Linked DNA regions of Homo sapiens: region 2 is linked to region 1. The links are chromatin loops, found by intact Hi-C in ENCODE. Cell type or tissue: heart right ventricle. All regions are shown on one strand. Links, peaks and the distances in the headings refer to the core of each region. The heading gives the core; the rest is flanking DNA. Region 1 holds the start of NME5 (NME/NM23 family member 5). Region 2 holds the start of MIR874 (microRNA 874).

Region 1 (9,679 bases), core at 859-8,858:
CTATTTTAAAAGCATACAGTGCAAAGGACAAAACTTGCATAATTTCACTTAAATTAGATAGCTTGAATAGTCAAATTCCTACAGACAGCAAGTAGAATAGTGGTTATCGGGGATGGGGAAGAGGGAAGCAACGAGTTAGCATTAGGTAGAGTGTTTCAGTTTAAGATGAAAAGGTTCTAGAAATGGACAGTAGTGATGGTTGTACAACAATGTGAATGTACTTAATGCAACTGAAATGTACACTTAAAAACGGTTAAAATGGTAAATTTTATGTTGTGTATATTTTACCGCAATTAAAGCAAAAAATGAAGGATGTACCATGGCTGCCTTTGCTCTGAAAGTTACTAACTAGGGAAAGTGTCATATATATTTACATTAAATTTTTTTGTTTGTTTGTTTTTTCTGGTCTCAGTACATTGCCCAGACAATCTCAGTTCACTGCAACCTCCGCCTCCCGGGTTCAAGTGATTCTCCAGCCTTGCCTCCTGAGTAGCTGGGATTACAGGCATGCGCCACCACGCCCAGCTGATTTTTGTTTGTTTGTTTTTTGAGATGGAGTCTTGCTTTGTTGCCCAGGCTGGAGTGCAGTGGTGAAATCTCAGCTCACTGCAACCTCCGCCTCCCAGATTCAAGCGATTCTCCTGCCTCAGCCTCCTGAGTAGCTGGGATTACAGGCTCCCACCACCACGCCCGGCTAATTTTTGTGTTTTTAGTAGAAATGGGGCTTCACCATGTTGGCCAGGCTGGTCTCGAACTCCTGACCTCAGGTAATCCACCCACCTCGGCCTCTGAAAGTGCTGGGATTACAGGCATGAGCCACCGCACCCAGCCCTAATTTTGGATTTTTAGTAGAGATAAGGTTTCACCACATTGGCCAGGGTGGTCTTGAACTTTTGACCTCAGGTGATCCACCCGCCTCATCCTCCCAAAGTGCTGTGATTACAGGATTGAGCCACCACGGCCGGCTAATTTTTAATTTATAATTAACACTAGCCACTTAATTATTAAGTTTGTCACTTTTTTTTTTTTTTGAGACGGAGTCTCGCTCTGTCACCCAGGCTGGAGTGCAGTGGCGCGATCTCAGCTCACTGGAAGCTCCACCTCCCGGGTTCACGCCATTCTCCTGCCTCGTAGCTGGGACTACAGGTGCCCGCCACTGCGCCCGGCTAATTTTTTGTAGTTTTAGTAGAGACGGGGTTTCGCTGTGGTCTCAATCTCCTGACCTTGTGATCTGCCCGCCTCGGCCTCCCAAAGAGCTGGGATTACAGGCGTGAGCCACCGCGCCCGGCCGTCACTAAATATTTTTTAAAATATGGACTTTTTTGGCCGGGCATAGTGGCTCACGCCTGTAATCCCAGCATTTTGGGAGGCCGAGGCAGGTGGATCACAAGGTCAGGAGATCGAGACCATCCGGGCTAACACAGTGAAACCCCGTCTCTACTAAAAATACAAAAAGTTAGCTGGGCGTGGTGGAGGGTGCCTGTAGTCCCAGCTACTCGGGAGGCTGAGGCAGGAGAATGGCGTGAACCTGGGTGGCGGAGCTTGCCGTGAGCCGAGATTGCGCCACTGCACTCCAGCCTGGGCGACACAGAGCGAGACTCCGTCTCAAAAAAAAAAAAAAGGACTTTTTTTTCTTTTTCAAGACAGAGTCTCCCTCTGTCGCCCAGGCTGGAGTGCAATGGCACGATCTTGACTCACTGCAACCTCCGCCTCCCGGGTTCACGCCATTCTCCTGCCCCAGCCTCCCCAGTAGCTGAGATTACAGGCACGTGCCACCACACCCAGGTAATTTTCATATTTTTAGTAGAGACGGGGTTTCACCATGTTGGTCAGGCTGGTCTCCAACTCCTGACCTCAGGTGATCCACCCGCCTTGGCCTCCCAAAGTGCTGGGTTTACAGGCATGAGCCACTGCACCCGGGCAAAATACGGACTTTTAAAAAACTTAAATGGGACGCCTTTATCTGTATACTTCATTTATTTTTTCTAAAGTTAATGGGTAATATAATTACAGGATTCAAAAATTCAAAGCAAGACAAAAAGGTATATACTGAAAAATCTTATTCCTATCCATTTCCTAATCTACTCAGTTCTTCCTTGCCCTCAATAGGCAACCCTTTTTAAATGTTTATTTCCCCAGAATTCCATTTTTCAAATATTGGCAAACATGAATATATTACTTTGTCTCTATCACAAAAGGTTGGTACACATGATTTTGTGTTTTTTTTGCTATTTTGTTCTTTTTGCTACACACTTTGCTTTCTTCCGTTAACAGTACAGACAGGTTCCTCATTCTTCTATTTACAATTAGTTGCATATTATGCAATTTGATGGGTTTTCCAGAGTTTATTTAGTCCTGTCTCCCAATCTCCCAACCTGGGTTATTTTCAATCTTTTGTTGATAAGTAAACAATGCTGCAAAAAATAACCTGCATATATATCACTTCATATTAATACAGGCACCTACTGATGGGACTAAACAGGGCTCTGCGCATGACAGGTAGTAAGAGCACAAGGAATTCTATAGGACAGATTTCCAAGAGCAGAACTGCTGGATCAAATGGTAAGTCCATCTGTTGTATTGGTAGATAACTGCCAGATTCCCTTTGATAGGGGTTGTGCCATTTACTTTTATATTTTTGCCAAATGGAATCTCAGTGTAGTTTTAACTTGCTTTTTTTCCCACCTAAAGATTGAGCATCTTTTCATATATTTAAAAAATGTTTTTCCTTTTCTGTGACCATCCATCTGTTCTGCCCATTTTTCTACTAATTTATTTTTATCTTTTTCTAGGAGCTCTTTATGTATTAAGAAGACAAGCCCTTTGTCTATGAGTTGCAAATCTTTTTCCCAAGTTTGTTGTGTTTTGACTTTGCTTATGGTGTTTATTTCATTGTGCAGAAATTTTTTGTTTATATAATCTTTTTTTAAATTAAAAAAATTTTTTTTTTCGAGAGTTTCGCTCTTGTTGCCCAGGCTGGAGCACAATGGCACGATCTCGGCTCACGGCAACCTCCGCCTCCCATGTTCAAGCGATTCTCCTGCCTCAGCCTGCTGAGTAGCTGGGATTACAGGCATGCGCCCCCACGCCTGGCTAATTTTGTATTTTTTAGTAGAGATGGGGTTTCTCCATGTTGGTCAGGCTGGTCTCAAACTCCTGACCTCAGGTGATCAACTCACCTTGGCCTCCCAAAGTTTTGGGATTACAGGCATGAGCCACCGTGCCTGGCCTTGTTGATATAATCTTATCAATCTTTTCTTCCATGGCTCCTAGACCTTAAGTCATAACAAAAAAAAAAAAGGCTGTCCTACTCCAACAACAAAATAAATCCATTATCTTTTCTTCCTGAACTTACATGGTTTAATTTTTTTAATATGTAGATCTCAGGTTTATTTGGAGTTTATCCTGGTATATAATACTTGATCCAAATTTTTCAGTGGCTACCAGTTTTCCTAACATTTACTAAAAAGTTATTTACCTGAGTCTTTAATCATATTAAATACTTCCTAACACTTTCTTGTGCCATCCCTACTCTCGGACTCCACCTGTCCTTTGAAGCTCAACTGAAATTCCGTATCTTTTCTGAAGATTGATATTTTCTCTTTATTTATTTATTTATTTTTTGAGACAGATCTCCCTCTATTGCCCAGGCTGGAGTACAATGGCGTAGTCTTGGCTTACTGCAACCTCTGCCTCCTGAGTTCAAGCGATTCTCCTGCCTCAGCTTCCCAAGTAGCTGGGACTACAGGTGCACGCCACCACGCCCAGCTAATTTTTGTATTTTTCATAGAGATGGGGTTTCACCACATTGGCCAGGCTGGTCTCAAACTCCTGACCTTATGATCCACCCATCTCGGCCTCCCAAAGTGCTGGGATTACAGGCGTGAGCCACCGTACCCGCCATTTTCTCTTTATTTTTAAAAATACTGACTGAATAAGCAATATGACACTGTATAAATGGGAGAAAATAAAAAATTGGAAGTTCGAATGAGAATACTGTAAAAGAGGCGGGGTGCAGTGGCTCACACCTGTAATCCCAGCACTTTGGGAGGCCGAGGCGGGTGGATCACGAGGTCAGGAGTTCAAGACCACCCTGGCCAACATGGTAAAACCCCGTCTCTACTAAAAATACAAACATTAGCTGGACATGGTGGTGCATGCCTGTAATCCCAGCTACTCAGGAGGCTGAGGCAGGAGAATTGCTTGAACCGGGACCTGGAAGGCAGAGGTTGCAGTGAGCCGAGATCGTACCACTGCACTCCAGTCTGGGCTACAGAGGGAGACTCTGTCTCAAAAAAAAGAAAAAAAAACTATAAAAGAGGAAGATTAAAAATATTCAATTCTATTTGATTTATCCTTAACAATGCTATTTATATTCACTTTCAAACCCCTAGAATGACAATGTTTACTAATTGCAGAACATAAGGCTTAAAACATTAAATGTTATGCCATAACTGAAAAAAGTACCAATAGCCTAAAATTCCATCAATAGAAGATCAAGTAAATAAATTGTAGTTCTAATACACAGGGAAATATTACACAGAAATTAGGAAGAGTGAGATCAATTCAGATGCAATGATCTGGAATCCTATCTGAGGGACTCTGTAAAGGGGTCAAGGGAAAGGGACTGTTCTGTTTTATGGGGGGAAAATGTTTATAAATGCATAGAAAACTCCTGGAAGAACAGAAAGTGTTAAGTGGTTGCCTCTCTCTGGAGCCTGGGACTTGGGGTAAAAGAGGACAGGTGAAGGAAAAGTCCATTTTATTTCTCATTTTACATCCTTTTAAAAACTATCACATATAACTTTTATACTTAGAAGAATAAACTTAAATTTAATGCTGAACACTAAGGGTTTAAATGGGTAGGCACATTTACATAAGCATTTTTTTTTTAAGGGCAGAGAGGAAAAAAGCATGAATCATCATACCCAGAAGTTACCTGAACAATGGTGAATCCGGATCTAAGAATAATATCTTGTATCTCCTCCTCTTTGTCAACAATATCTGGTTTGATAATGGCCAGAGTTTTTTCTACATATATCTGAGGTGGAGGCATTGATATCTCCATTATGGCTTTTCAGGGCACAAATTAAGAGTTTCTTAACAGGTATCAACTGCAATGACATGCATTTCCCCCCACCCCCATCGCAAATTCAATGTAATTATGATTAAGAATAGCAATAGTAGGTACTTGATTTTATTAACTGATGAAGGTAGAAACTGCCATGTTTTTCTATATACAGGGTCTCAATAATAGGATTCCTACTATGTCCAAATCGAGCCCCGGCTTTTCGTATACGATGTCACCAAGGCAGGAAGGACTATGGGCTCACATAACCAGAGGCCAAGGGGCGACCCGAAGGCCTGGAACCAGCAACAGCCCCAGGCAGCAGAGGGCGGTGGGGCGGGTGGTGGGGGCTCGAGGGGGCGGTAGAGCGGGTGGTGGGGGCTCGAGGGGACGGTGGCTGGTGGGCAACCACACACCATTACAGCGGCGGGTGAGCGGCCTCGGCCAGCTGCCTCTGTGAAGCGACCCTGTCCCGCAGGGACCTCTCTGTGCATAGGGTCAGGCTAATTGAAAAGCAGGGCCTCTAGGTCCGCGGGGACTTTCCGGGTTGCACCTGCAAATTCTGAATTTGACCCTCTCTAAGTACTCACCTCAGCGGCCGTCCTCATATGGTACAACTTGTTGCTAGGAGACCTGAAGCCCCAGCGTGGGGACGGTGGCTGCAGAGAGCCAATCCCAGCAAGGAACCTTGCAGCTTCTGGCCAGTTCGTTTTAACCAAAGGGAGCCAGCCAGTCACTTTTATTCTCCTTGTGAATCTTAGAGCACTAGATGTTTTCTGACATTTTACTCATAATTTATCTTATTTCATCCTTCTTCCCGTTTGAAGGATGCTTCAATTATCCCTACTCTATAAATGATAAGAACCCCTCCCCCAACCATTCCTTTCCAGGCGGTATATGTAAATGACCCGTGTCAGATACCTTCGTTTCACCAGATGATGCTGTGCCCTCTATGCCCAGCTTATCTAGTCATTAAAAAGCAATATTCCTATTGTGTAAATACATTTATTTATAGAGTAAAAGGCTTAGAAAAGATCTAATGGAATTGTCTTTAAATCAAGCCGATGGAACAAAGATGTGGGCAACATTTATGGCATAAATCCAAACCTCAGCTTCCCCTTTTTTTCTTTATATTATGTCCACATGCATCTTTGACTCGTTGGTTGTGAGTTAAGGTATTATTCTTGTTGGAAAAGAAAATGAGGACATGGCAAAGAAGTACCAGGATCCTCTCTAGGTCAGAGTTCCGGGAGAGATTCAAACTCTAGAAAAAGTCAGGATAGCAGCTCCAGGTTAGAAAACAGGTTTTCCATCATCCACTGGGTTAGCTGGTTCTCCTTCCAGACTACTTGAGCCTTTTCTTTTGTCTAACCAGATATTCAGTACCTAAAGGGTTAAGGAACACATAGCAAGCTATTATGAACCTTAAACACTAAAGTATTGCAAGTTTATTTTTTTGGCAAATAGACTCAACTATACTTTTTTCTTTAAAGTATGATGCTACCCAGAAAAGAAACCCACAAATGTCTTCTAGCTACTATATCTTATCCCCTAAAGATGGGAAAGTGTGAACGTACATTAATAACAACAGATGAAGCAACCAAAAAATACACAGTGACTCCAGCCTCTTTGGAGTTTAGCCCTTGACTTGAGGCTCTGGAAGCGGGAATTCCCATTACTTGTCTATCCTCAGCTCTCTTGAGAGCTCTTCACTGCTGCCTGCATTCCTAGACTACTTCACTATCAGAGCTGGACTTACTGAGGCTCAGGGTTTTCCAAACCAGCAGGCACATTATCAATCCTTCAGGGCCTTAATCACCTTTAAAAATAAACTCTGAGAACACAGTCACCTCGAAATCACCTTTATTCTCATAGGCGTTCTGAAATCAAGATTCCAGAGGCTACAGGTATCTGCATACAGTACCTGAATCTGCTCCAGGACTTCTTGCCGCATCTCCACAGCCATATGGTATACATGATGATCAGAGTCATTGTACATTACAGCATTTTGGAACATCAGCATCAGGTCTCGCAGGAATTGGGCCATGGTGCGAATCCGACCCTTAGAGAGATTTCTCTTCAGGCTAGTTAAGTCCATGGGTCTGCAGGTGGCCAAGAAAAAACAAAGAAAATCAAACCTTCATGTGGAACATATGATAACCTAACACGTTCTCTTGAAGAACTAACCAGTTCTTAATGAAAACAGTAGCAAAGATAACAACCCTCATCAGATAATAAAATAGCAACAGCAGTTAATATTTGCCTGTTTACAATGGGCCAAACACTGTATTTCTATACTAACTCACTTAATCCTCTCAATAAACCTGTAAGGTAGGTATCATTAATATCTCATTTTTTTTTTTTTTGAGTCGGAGTTTCACTCTTGTTGCCCAGGCCGGAGTGCAATGGAGCAATCTCAGCTCACTGCAACTTCCACCTTCCAGGTTCAAGCAATTCCCCTGTCTCAGCCTCCAGAATAGCTGGGATTACAGGCGTGCGCCATCATGCCCAGCTAATTTTTGTATTTTTAGTAGAGATAGGGTTTCACCATGTTGGTCAGGCTAGTCTCGAACTCCTAGCCTCAGGGGATCCACCTTCCTTGGCCTCCCAAAGTACTGGGATTACAAGTGTGAGCCACCGCCCCCGGCCTTATTATCTCCATTTCACAGATGAAGAAATTGAAATCTAAAGAGGTTAAGTACTCACTGAAAGGCACACAGCCTGAATTCCAATTCAGAGGCAGCCTGACTCCAGAGCCCACAGGTCAAGCCACTATATTCTACTATCAGAGGAGGAGTGCTGGCCCCAGGTATCAAAGTTGTAAAGAGCACCAATCATCAGTTTATCACACAGTAGTTATTTGCTGTTTACAATGTATAGTCATATATTATTTCATCTACTTCTCTTACTGCACAAATAAAAAGCTAAGAATAATTTTTTTCTCCTTTCATGGAGATGAAAAAAGGATCAAGTGAATATTAAGACAATATTAATGAGACACAGAAAGTAGATATATAAGAGAAGGCACAGCAGTGTAGAAAGAAGACTGAACTGCAGGTAAGAATCTGGGGCTTAGTTCTAGCTCTGCTATTAACTGTTGGTTGATCACGAGCAAGTCATGACCAAGCACCTCTGAGCTTTAGTTTCCTCATTCCTAAAGAAGTTTGTCTCTGCTGTTTGAATGATGGTATCATTGTCTCTGCTGTTTGAATGATGGTATCCCCTCCAAAATTCATGTTGAAACTTAATCCCAAGTGCAACAGTATTAAGAGGTGGAGCCTTTGGGAGGTAATTAATTCATGAGTGCTCTGCCTTCATGAATGGGATTAGCATCCTTATAAAAGGGCTCCATATCGAAGAGAGTGCCCTCTTATCCTTCTGTCCCTTCTGCCATGTGAGGATACAGCATTCGTCCCCTCTGCAGAATACAACAACAAGGCATCATCTTAGAAGCAGAAGCAGAGAGTAACCCACCTCACACACCAAAACTACCAATGCCTTGATCTTGCACTTCCCAGCCTCCAGAACCAAAACAAAGAAACATAGATTTCTATTATTTATAAATTATCCAGCCTGTGGTATTGTGCTATAGCAGCACAGACTAGTGACTCTCCAAAGGTCCTATCATGATCTTTTACATTCTATTACCATACAGGTTTATGACAGCATTTTAGATGACCTATGCTATAAAAACCCAAAATAGGCCGAGCACAGTGGTTCAAGCCTGTAATCCCAGCACTTTGGGAGGCCGAGGCAGGCGGATCACGAGGTCAAGAGATTGAGACCATCCTGGCCAACATAGTGAAACCCTGTCTCTACTAAAAATACAAAAATTAGCTGGGCGTGGTGACGTGTGCCTGTGGTTCCAGCTACTCAGGAGGCTGAGGCAGGAGAATCACTTGAACCCGGGAGGCGGAGGTTGCAGTGAGCCGAGATCTCATCACTGCACTCCAGCCTGGTGACAGAGCAAGACTGTCTCAAAAAAAAAAAAAAAAAAAAATCCAAAATAGGCTAGGATTACCTGCCTGTAATCCCAGCATTTTGGAAGGCTGAGGTGGGAGGATTGCTTGAGACTACGAGCTTAAGACCAACCTGGGCAATCTAGTGAGACCCCATATCTACAAAAAATTTAAAAATTCCTCCTCAGTGATATTCTGAAGAAAAATAAAGTTATTAATAACATTTCAAACAAAGAAAATATTTTATTATAATAAAAATATCAGGCCAGGCACAGTGGCTCACACCTGTAATCCCAGCACTTTGGGAGGCTGAGGTGGGTGAACTGCATGAGCCCAGGAGTCTGAGACAAGCCTGGGCACCATGGTGAAACTCTATCTCTATAAAAAATACAAAAATTAGCCGGGCATGGTGGCACACACCTCTAGACCCAGTTATTAGGGAGGCTGAGGTGGAAGGATTGCTTGAACCTGGGCAGTTGAGGCTCAGTTATCCAAGAAATGTGCCACTGCACTCCAGCCTGAGCAACAGAGTGAGACCTGTCTCAAAAAATAATAGTAAGTAAAAATTTAAAAAATAATAAATTTAAAAATTAGCTAAGTGCAGTGGCACATGCCTGTAGTCCCAGCTACTCCGGAGGCTGAAGTGGGAAGA
Region 2 (9,679 bases), core at 1,138-9,137, 490 kb before region 1:
CATGTTGATGGATGGCAATGGAGGAGCAAGACAGACACAGGAAAAGTCGCCACCGAAGATACTTTAGGTATTTGGCAGTCATTATGGGATTCACTGGATTTCTTTCCTACTTGCTTTTCTAATTTTGTCTGATTCAAGTAAATATTTGAATCAGCTTTAACTCCCCAAGCTCATAAGAACTGACCCCAAAAGAGCCAAAAACTGTGCAAGTGGCCGGGCATGGTAGCTCACGCCTGTAATTCCAGTACCTTGGGAAGCCAAGGCAGGTGGATCACCTGAGGTCAGGAGTTCAAGACCAGCTTGGCCAAAATGGTGAAACCCGTCTCTACTAAAAATGCAAAAATTAGCTGGGCATGGTGGTGCACGCCTGTAATCCCAGCTACTTGGAAGGCTGAGGTGAGAGAATCACTTGAACCCAGGAGGCAGACGTTGCAGTGAGCCGAGATCATGACACTGCACTCCAACCTGGGTGACAGAGAAAGACTCTGTCTTAAAACAACGACAACAACCAAAAAAAAAAAAAAAGTGTGCAGGAGGGAAACGAATGGGAGCCTGAAATGCACAGATGCTTGAGGAAACAAGGAGTAGCTCACGACTTCTGGCACGGAGTGGGGACCAGCAGGGGAAAAACAGCTTGCAGAACTGGGAGGCTGCTCACCTGCTCTGCATCTTCTGGAAGGAAGCTCAGCAATCTGATCCCACCGGTCCTCCTCGAAATCATAGCACTCCACACTGCGGATTGCCTTGGGTGCCTGGCCGCCAACCACAATCATGACCTCCGGAGAGACAAGTGGACGTTAGCGGGGTCACCCCAAAATCTGGATTTATGGTATCCCTGGTACTTCCACATGGCTTATCGCCCAGGGTGTGTGGATGATCTGAGATGCCAGTTTACAGAGCTACATACATGGGGATGCTGCTCCTGGTCACCAACAGGTATGAGTATTCAAGAAAAGTCTAACAAGCATCTTCCCACAGAAACACAGTCATAAGTTCTGTTTCCCAAATGCCCCACTCGGGGCTATCTTGTGGGTATGTGAAGCCGCACAGGGCATCATCTGTAATCTCAGTGCCCTCAGATTGGGAATGGGGGGTGCTAAATCTTATATCAAAACAAACTTGAATATACTTTGAAAAAGAGTTCAGAATTTGGACGTATGTTTTAAAGTATTACTCAAAAGCATTTCTGAATGCCTAGAATGTAGGGTGCACTTATGCACTGCAGTATAGAAAAAAATTGAAAAACTCCTGTGAGATGTTTATTACAAAAGTTATTAAACTGATGATGTTCTGGAAACTAGTGCTAGCAGTCCTATTTCCACAAGTAAGGTAGTAGCTACCACTGCTAGGTACCATGTGAAATGTGTTGTCATTTACTTGTCACCACAACTGTGAGGTAGATATCATCATCCACATTGACAGATAGCAAAGTAAAGCTCAGAGAACACATGTAAGTGGCCCAAGGTCACACAGCTAAGAGTGTAGGCAGAGACTGAAACCCAAGTCTACCTGACAGAGGGTGAGGCCAGCCACCCCCCCCAACTCCTGCTCTAGAGACAGGATCCAAGCAAACACAGCTTGCTGCATCTATGTTTGTCAAAACACAGGTCGCTTTCCATTAGTAGGTCATGAAATCAATTTAATGGATTATGACCAGCACATATATTTTTAAAAGCACAGAAAATATGATAAGAATATTATTTCATGAAATATTGGTTTTGGCTATACACACTTACATGTGTCTTCTGGATAGCAATTTAAATGCATTTTGTATTGCAAGGGCATGGTCAAACACAATGAAAACTACTGCTCTGGTTAGGTTAATAGAACTGCAGTACTTAATTATGGTATCACTGCTGTGTCTTTGGTCACATGTTATTAATAAATAAAAAATTAAAGTACCAGTTACCTATAGTTTACATATTTTAATAAACATGTACAAATTCATAGCTGTCCCCACAATGATGTCACTCTCACTCAACGGCATTCCAATATGCTTTCTTGAGTGGAGAGAAAGGGTGGAAGTCACAACCAGCAAATTCATTTGATCATTACCTGTAGCTTGTCTTATTTACCCAGTGGTTCTCAAACTTGAGCATACATCAGAATCACCTAGAGGACTTGTGAAAACACAAGCTGCTGGGCCCTATCCCCAGAGTGTGATTCAGTGGATCTGGAGTGGAGCCCAGAGGCTGCCTTTCTAACAAGTTCCCAGGTGCTGCTGCTGCTGCCACTCTAGGGTTCATACTTTGAGAACCACCTTTTTAATCCATGCTCTGTATGGATTTCCTGATGATATGCCATGAACAACTTTTGCCATTATGAATTATCATAGTGCTTTTTACTTCCCCATGATGTATTTTTGGGGAGAGAAGTGCCCATCAAAATCTGTGTGAACTCGCAAAGGCACATCCCTCAAGTGAACACTTCCCACCATACGGGAGGCAAAACCAGAGCTCACCACCATTACTACAGATCAACCATTTATTCCCCAATATTCCAGAACAGGCTCACCCACTGCCATGTGGGTGGTCACTGGTCATCAGACTTAGTCCATAGCTGTCTGTCACCAAAAGTGGGTAACCAGTGTTCAAAAATTCAGAAATCAGTTCTGACTTCTAAAGCATTCCAAAGGAACCCAGGACACAAAACCCAGCCTCGAGCTGCTGCTGCTGCTGCTTCCAGACAGAAACTTGACTTTCCTGGGTGCCTCAGCTCAGAGGGTCCACTGCTCTGTGTCAAGAGTAGCCTTTTTCAGAGTAAACATGAATTCTACATTACTTCCCATTTGTAATTCTTTGCTTAGACAGGCATCCATGAACAGTTCAAGGGGGATGTTAATGAACACAGCCCCTTGGCAAACACCAGATAATGCCTAACCTACTCTTCAAGGGCAGAATGACATGTTCGTAAATATGCCCAGAACTTGCATTGTCTTTCCGGTTTTGAGTTGGTAAAGCTAAACTGAAGGAAAATACTGCAAGGATTTTCTTTGAAATCTGATTTCTGAAGCTGAGTGAGAATAAAAGCAGTTTTAAGTTTTCTTTCTGCAAGGACTTCAGGCACCCCACACCCTCCCACATGCTGTTCCCTGACTCGAAACCTTCCCATCTCTGAGCACTCTGCCTTAACACCTGCTTATCTTTCAGGTCTCAGTTTAAATGTTATTTCCTACAAATGGACTTCCCTGGCCTCCAGGTCAGAACTACATATCCGTCCTCTGAGATTTCACCTGCCCTGTGTGTTCTGCATTGTGCTGGACCATCAGTGTCTTGTCTTTTGCACCTCTAGACAGTGAGCCCTGCCCAGGCAGAAAACGTATCTGCCTCAGTCACCAAGATAACTCCATATACTTATGTTGCCAGGTAAAAGTGAGGGCTCAAGTGTTTATTTGGAATAAAGAATACATGAATAAAAAGTAAATAGCACATGCAAGGAGTTAAACAAACAATACAGAGTTTTTAAAAATGAAAAAAGAAACTAAACTAGAACGTCATTTTCTTTAGTTAAAATATGTTGGAACACCAGGTTAAAATTCTGGAGACAGTGAGGAAAAAGCAAGCAAAATAAAAAGAGAAAGTGAGAGCTTTTCCCATCTTTTGACTCAACCACCAAAAGAAAGTTTGCTTATACTTGGCATAAGCTATCCAGCTTCTTTTGTAAATTAAAAAAAAAAAAAGGCAAAGTTTTCAGGAACCCTCACCATGCCCCAGAAACTATCTCCCACCAGGGAAGTAGAGGGTACATGCATATTGGAGAAAATCTACCACTCATCTCTGAGAATTTTCACAGAAACAGTATTACAGAAATGCAAATTTTTTAATGTTAAAGTAAAGCCTGAGTAGAAATACAAAAATGATACACGACAGCTAGGTGCAGTGGCTCATGCCTGTAATCCCAGTACTTTAGGTGGCAGAGGCGGGTGGATCTCTTGAGTCCAGGAGCTCAAGACCAGCCTGGGCAACATGGTGAAACCCCGTCTCTACAAAAAATACAAAAAACTAGCTGGGTGTGGTGGTGAATGCCTGTAGTCCCAGCTACTTGGAAGGCTGAGGTGGCAGAATCACCTGAGCCCAGGAATTTGAGGCTGCAGTGAGTTGTGATTGCAGCACCACTGCACTCCAGTCTGGGCAACAGAGTGAGACCCTGTCTCAAAAAAAAAAAAAAAAATAGAATACAAGATAAGGTTTTCAAAACAAACTTGGCTTTGAGCTCATAAAACCACTGGTAAGAGATAACTTTAAACAAACAAAACTTGTACAACTATCTGGGAAAATGAATTATGAGGTTTTGTGGGATAGGACCATCAGTTTCAGAGGTAGCTCAAGGCAGCAGGAAGAGCAGGTATACATCTGCTTCTCTCATAGGCATAGGAAACTCAATTTTTTTGTTTTATTTTTAGTTGGCACATAATAGGTACACATATTTATGGGGTACAGTGTGATGTTTGGATACATGCATACATTGGGTGATGATCAAATCAGGGTAATCAGCATACCCACCATCTCAAACACTTATTATTTCTTTGTGGTGAGAACATTCAAAATCCTCTCTTCTAGCTATTTTGAAATATACAATACATTATTGTTAACTATAGTCACCCTACTGTGTAATAGAACTCCAGAAGGTATTCCTCCTCTCTAACTGTAACACAGTATCCATTGATCACCCCCATCTCCCCTCCCTCCTCCCTTCCCCAGCCTCTGATAACCACTATTCAGCTCTCTACTTCTACGAGTTTGTCTGTTTTAGATTTCATATATAAGTGAAATCATGTGGTGTTTGTCTTTCTATGCCTGGGTTATTTCATTTAACATAATGTTCTCCAGGTTCATCCACGTTGTCACAAATGACAGGATTTCACCTTTTTATTTATTTAATTTTTTAGACAGAGTCTCGCTCTGTCACCAAGGCTGAAGTGCAATGGCACAATCTTGGTTCACTGCAACCTCCACCCCCCGGGTTCAAGCAATTCTCCTGCCTCAGCCTCCCATGTAGCTGAGATTACAGGTGCCCACCACCACACCCGGCTAATTTTTTGTATTTTTAATAAAGATGGGGTTTCACCATGTTGGTCAGTCTGGTCTTGAACTCCTGACCTAAGGTGATCCACTCGCCTCGGCCTCCCAAAGTGCTGGGATTACAAGCATGAGCCACTGTGCCCGGCCTTTTTATAGTTGAATAGTATATATACCTCATTTTAAAATCCATTCATCTGTTGATGGGCACTTAGGTTGATGCTGTTTTTTGGCTATTGTGAATACTGCTGAAATAAACATGAGAGTACAGATATCTCTTCAACATGCTGATTTAATTTCCTTTGGATGCATACCCAGTATGGGATTGCAGGGTCATATGGTAGTTCTACTTTTAATTTTTCCTGGACACATACAACCAACCAATATAGAATCATGAAGAAACAGAAAACCCAAACAGACCAATAACAAGCAACAAGATTGAATCACTAATAAAAAGTCTGCTATCAAAGAAAAGCCCAGAACCTGATAGTTTCACTGCTGAATTCTAACAAACATTTAAAGCAGAACTAATACCAGTTATTCTCAAACTATTCTAAAATATTGAAAGGGAGGGAATACTTCCAGATTTATTCTTTGAAGCCAGGACTACTCTAATACCAAACTAGACAAGGGCATGACAAAAAAGAAAACTATAGACCAATATCCATGATGAACACAGATACAAAAATCCATAACAAAATACTAGCAAATGAAATTCAACAGCACATTGAAAAGATCATTTACCGTGATCAAATAGATTCATCCTAGGGATGCAAGGATGGTTCAATATAACACAAATCAATAAAAACGATACGTCACATTAACAGAATCAAAGACAAAAACCACATAATCATTTCAATAGATGCAGAAAAAGCATTTGATAAAACTCAACATCCCTTCATAATAAAAACTCTCAACAAATTAGAAATAGAAGGAATGTAACTCAACATAATAGAGGCCATATATGACAAACCCGCAGCTAACATCATACTAGAAAGGGGAAAGTTGAAAGCTTTTCCTCTAAGAATTGGAACAAGACAAGGATGCCCACTTTCTCCACTTCTATCCAACATAGTACTGGAAGTCCTAGCCAGAGCAATCAGGCAAGAGAAAGAAATGAAGTACATTCAAATTGAAAGGAGAAAGTCAAACTGCTTGCAGAGAATATGATCTTATATATTAAAAAGCCTAAAGACGCCACCAAAAAACTATTAGAATGAATAAATGAATTGGCAAAGTGGCAGGATACAAAATCAACATACAAAACTTAGTGGTGTTCCTATACACTAATAGTGAACTATCTGAAAAAGAAATAAAGAAAAAAACTCATTAACAATAGCTACAAAAAAAAATAAAATAACTAGGAATAAATTTAACCACAGAGGTAAAAGATCTCTACAATGAAAACTATAAAACATTGACGAAAGAAATTGAAGAGGACACAAATAAATGGAAAGATATTCCATGATCATGGAAAGAATTAATAATGTTAAAATGCTCATACTACCTAAAGCAATCTAAAGATTCAATGTAATCCTTATCAAACTACCAATGACATTCTTCACAAAAATAAGAAAAAAAAAAATCTAAAACTCATATGGGAATAGCCAAACAATCTAGAGCAAAAGGAACAAAGCTGGGGGCATCATGCTACCTGACTTCAAAATATACAGCAAAGCTAGAGTAACTAAAACAGCATGGTACTGGCATAAAAACAGACACATAGACCAATGGAATCTAAAATTAGAGAACCTAGAAATAAATCCACACATTTACAGCCAACTGATTTTCGACAAACATGCCAAAAGCACACATTTGACAAGGTGTTAATACCCAGAATATATAAGGAACTCAAACAACTAAATAACAGAAAAACAGATAATCTGATTCAAAAATGGGCAAAAAGATCTAAACAGGTATTTCTCTAAAAAAGATATATGAATGACCAACAAGTATATGAAAAAAAATGCTCAACATCACTATTTATCTGGGAAATGCAAATGAAAATCACAACGAGATATCACCTCACCCCAATTAGAAGGTCTACTGCAGAAAAGACAAAAGATAACTGCTGGCAAGGATGTGGAGAAAGAGGAACTCTTATACCCTGCTGGTGGGAAAGTAAATTAGTACAGCCCAGTATGGTCAAAAGAAATCCAATTTTTATGGTAGGTGTTGCAAGAAGCACTCATACATGGAGCACTACACCCACTACTGTGTTGATCATGCAGAGTAAAAAGAATAAATTTCCTATCATGAGTGCTAATGGATAGTTGTTTCCATGGATACCTGATGTTAGCAAGCAGTTAGGCAAATACGAGTATTTCCCACAGTCTACATGTATCACATCTCTGAAATCACAAACTTCTAGCTACTTAAGAAGACCACAAGATGTTAGAGGAAGAGACTTGAACCATTCTCTCCTATATGCCCTCATTTTATATTCCAGAAACACCCAGGCCCAGGGAGTTCAACAAGCATGTTTCTTTCTTTCCCCAACACTCCTAAACCCCAATATACTTAAGATTAATATGCCTTTATTAGAAATTACTCAATCAAATCAGCTTATTTAATGATCACTATTTTTAACATTTATCTTTCAAGGTAACCCTGAGTAAGAACTATCAGTCACGTAGGAATCACAAACTAAAGAACTGGCTCTAGGTGAACAATTATGCTAGACTGAACATAATTTAATCACTCTCGTGAACTGCAGCATACTTAGGAGTTTGGCAGGGTGCCTCAAAGTTCTGATCCCAAGTCTCAACTGTCACTGTGTTGAAGGCTGCAGAAGTTCTGGTGAATGGAGGTTCTCTGGTTGACAGAATATGAGTGAGCTGAACTCCACTGTAGCAGAGATGGTTATTAGATACCTCCCAAGGAAAACACTGTCATTTTGAAAAGTCAAATAGCCATTTATTTTAGGAAGATTAGTGAGCCCAAGCAAAAGACTACCTGATTCCTTAGGAAGGAAATTTTACTCCCAGCATAACATTTTTAAAAATAAATATATAATGCTCTCTTGTTTACATAGATGATTCTGATTCTACCAGCGTGACTGTGGGATTGAAGGCATGTTGGTCCCTCCTCACCGAAATCACAACCACCCTGTGTCTGAGAGCCATTAGGTGCCAGGGACTAGCCAGGGAAAGGGACAATCCATGAAGAGAATAGAGATTTCCAGCCTACGTGTAGATCAAGACCCTAGCCCTGGCCTCAGGACTACATAGGTCATTCAAATTTCTACTCAGGTGAGAGGAACAATCTGGGCTCTACACACTTTTTTCATCGGGCAAGAGTAGAATGCATGTCCAAACTCTCTTCTGTGACCGGTGAGCTGGGCAGAAGGCAGGCCCAGCCAGTCGGTCCCTCGGGCCAGGGCAGGAAGCGAGAGTCTCTCTTACCCTGGTGCGTGGGGCCGCAGGGCTAACACCAACAATTCATCCGATGGAGCATGTCGAGGTCGAGCCAGAAGACTTGTCCAAGCAGGTTCCTGAGCAACAGTTGCTCTAGGCAAGTACTGATAGCAAGGTGCAGAGAAAATGGGGGTCTGAGAACCAGGTAATATGAGGGCAAGGCCCGGGGGGAGAGAAGAGGAGTGGAAAAAATGGGCTTTGGAATCAGACACATCTGGGCCCAAATATAGTATCAGCCCAGTCACTATATAGCTGTGTGGCTATGAGCAAGACATTGAACCTTGCTAAGCCTCATTTTCATAACTTGTAATATCAGGATAATAGGATGCTTCCCATATGGGTGTCAGGAGGCTTAAATGATATGAAGCACTTAGCACAATGCTTGATAAATAGTAAACACTAAATGTTATCTGATTAACACTAGTGTCATTATTAGCTTCTAAGGCAGGTGCTAAAAAACAGATTCCCAATGAAAGGTAGAAAAGGATACTATGAACCTGTGAGGGAGGGTAAGTACCACTAATTCTAGGGGTGATTATGGGGCTTTTTCAGGACCCCAGGGTGCTTGTCAGGGTGTGGACCAAGGTGGAAGGGGGCAGTGCCCATCCAGGGGCCTGGGCCAAATGAGAGGTCATCCCATCCACCCTGTCAACAGCTTCTTCAAATACCATCTACTGAAAGCAGGACAGCCCAACTCAGGAGCAAGCCACCCACTTCCAGCCCAAATGGCGTTTCAGTAGCATTTTTAAAGAGCTGAATAGAGATGCCAACTGAACTGGAATGACAGTGAAAAGTGCCAGGTTCAGTACATTTCCAAAAGGTTCATTTGCATCTTCCTGAAACCTCATTTCCTTGCTGCCATCTGTGGAACAGGGTAACGTAGGAGACTTCTGAGTGGCTGGGAGACAGCCTCGGGTTGTCCATGGCAACCCAGCCTCAGGAAAAGTGCTGGGCGGTGAATGTGTGGGAGCCAAGATGATGCTGTTAGCTGTTCCGGCTGGGATGTGTCAGTATGCTCTGTGCATATATGGCTCAGGAAAAACACCTTTATTAGCCTCTGCAGCTATCTCAAGGCAGAGTCCTGTTCCTCTCAGGGAAAGGACTTGGCTGGCAAACAGAGTTACTGCTGAGAATTACTGAATATAGTGCAGGTCTCTCTCCACCATGTTGTTTTTCAAAGTTTGCTCTGCCAGAAAGCCTATCTGGACTGAATTTATGAAAGCACAAACCAGCCTGCCCTTGGAA

What was found. Peaks named below come from ENCODE experiments on the same cell type or tissue, not always from the same donor. Only the 100,000 strongest peaks of a DNase experiment are listed, where the experiment ranks them.
Region 2: it touches region 1 in a loop (4-fold over the local background); 10 of 110 quality-filtered maps call a loop at or near these places.

The regions. Positions count from the first base shown.
Region 1 is chr5:138,133,713-138,143,391 of GRCh38, forward strand. It overlaps NME5 (NME/NM23 family member 5), which reads right to left and starts at 5,716. Exons shown (of 6, transcript NM_003551.3): 1 at 5,659-5,716; 2 at 4,940-5,073. The coding sequence starts at 5,068. It overlaps BRD8 (bromodomain containing 8), which reads right to left. Exons shown (of 27, transcript NM_139199.2): 26 at 6,993-7,170; 27 at 6,058-6,454. The coding sequence ends at 6,362. In heart right ventricle, for the core only: no CTCF peak of the experiment used is centred there; a DNase peak (open chromatin) is centred at 5,719; H3K4me3 peaks cover 1,141 bases.
Region 2 is chr5:137,639,202-137,648,880 of GRCh38, forward strand. It overlaps KLHL3 (kelch like family member 3), which reads right to left. Exons shown (of 15, transcript NM_017415.3): 9 at 659-776. MIR874 (microRNA 874) reads right to left here and starts at 8,448; the gene lies at 8,371-8,448. In heart right ventricle, for the core only: no CTCF peak of the experiment used is centred there; no DNase peak of the experiment used is centred there.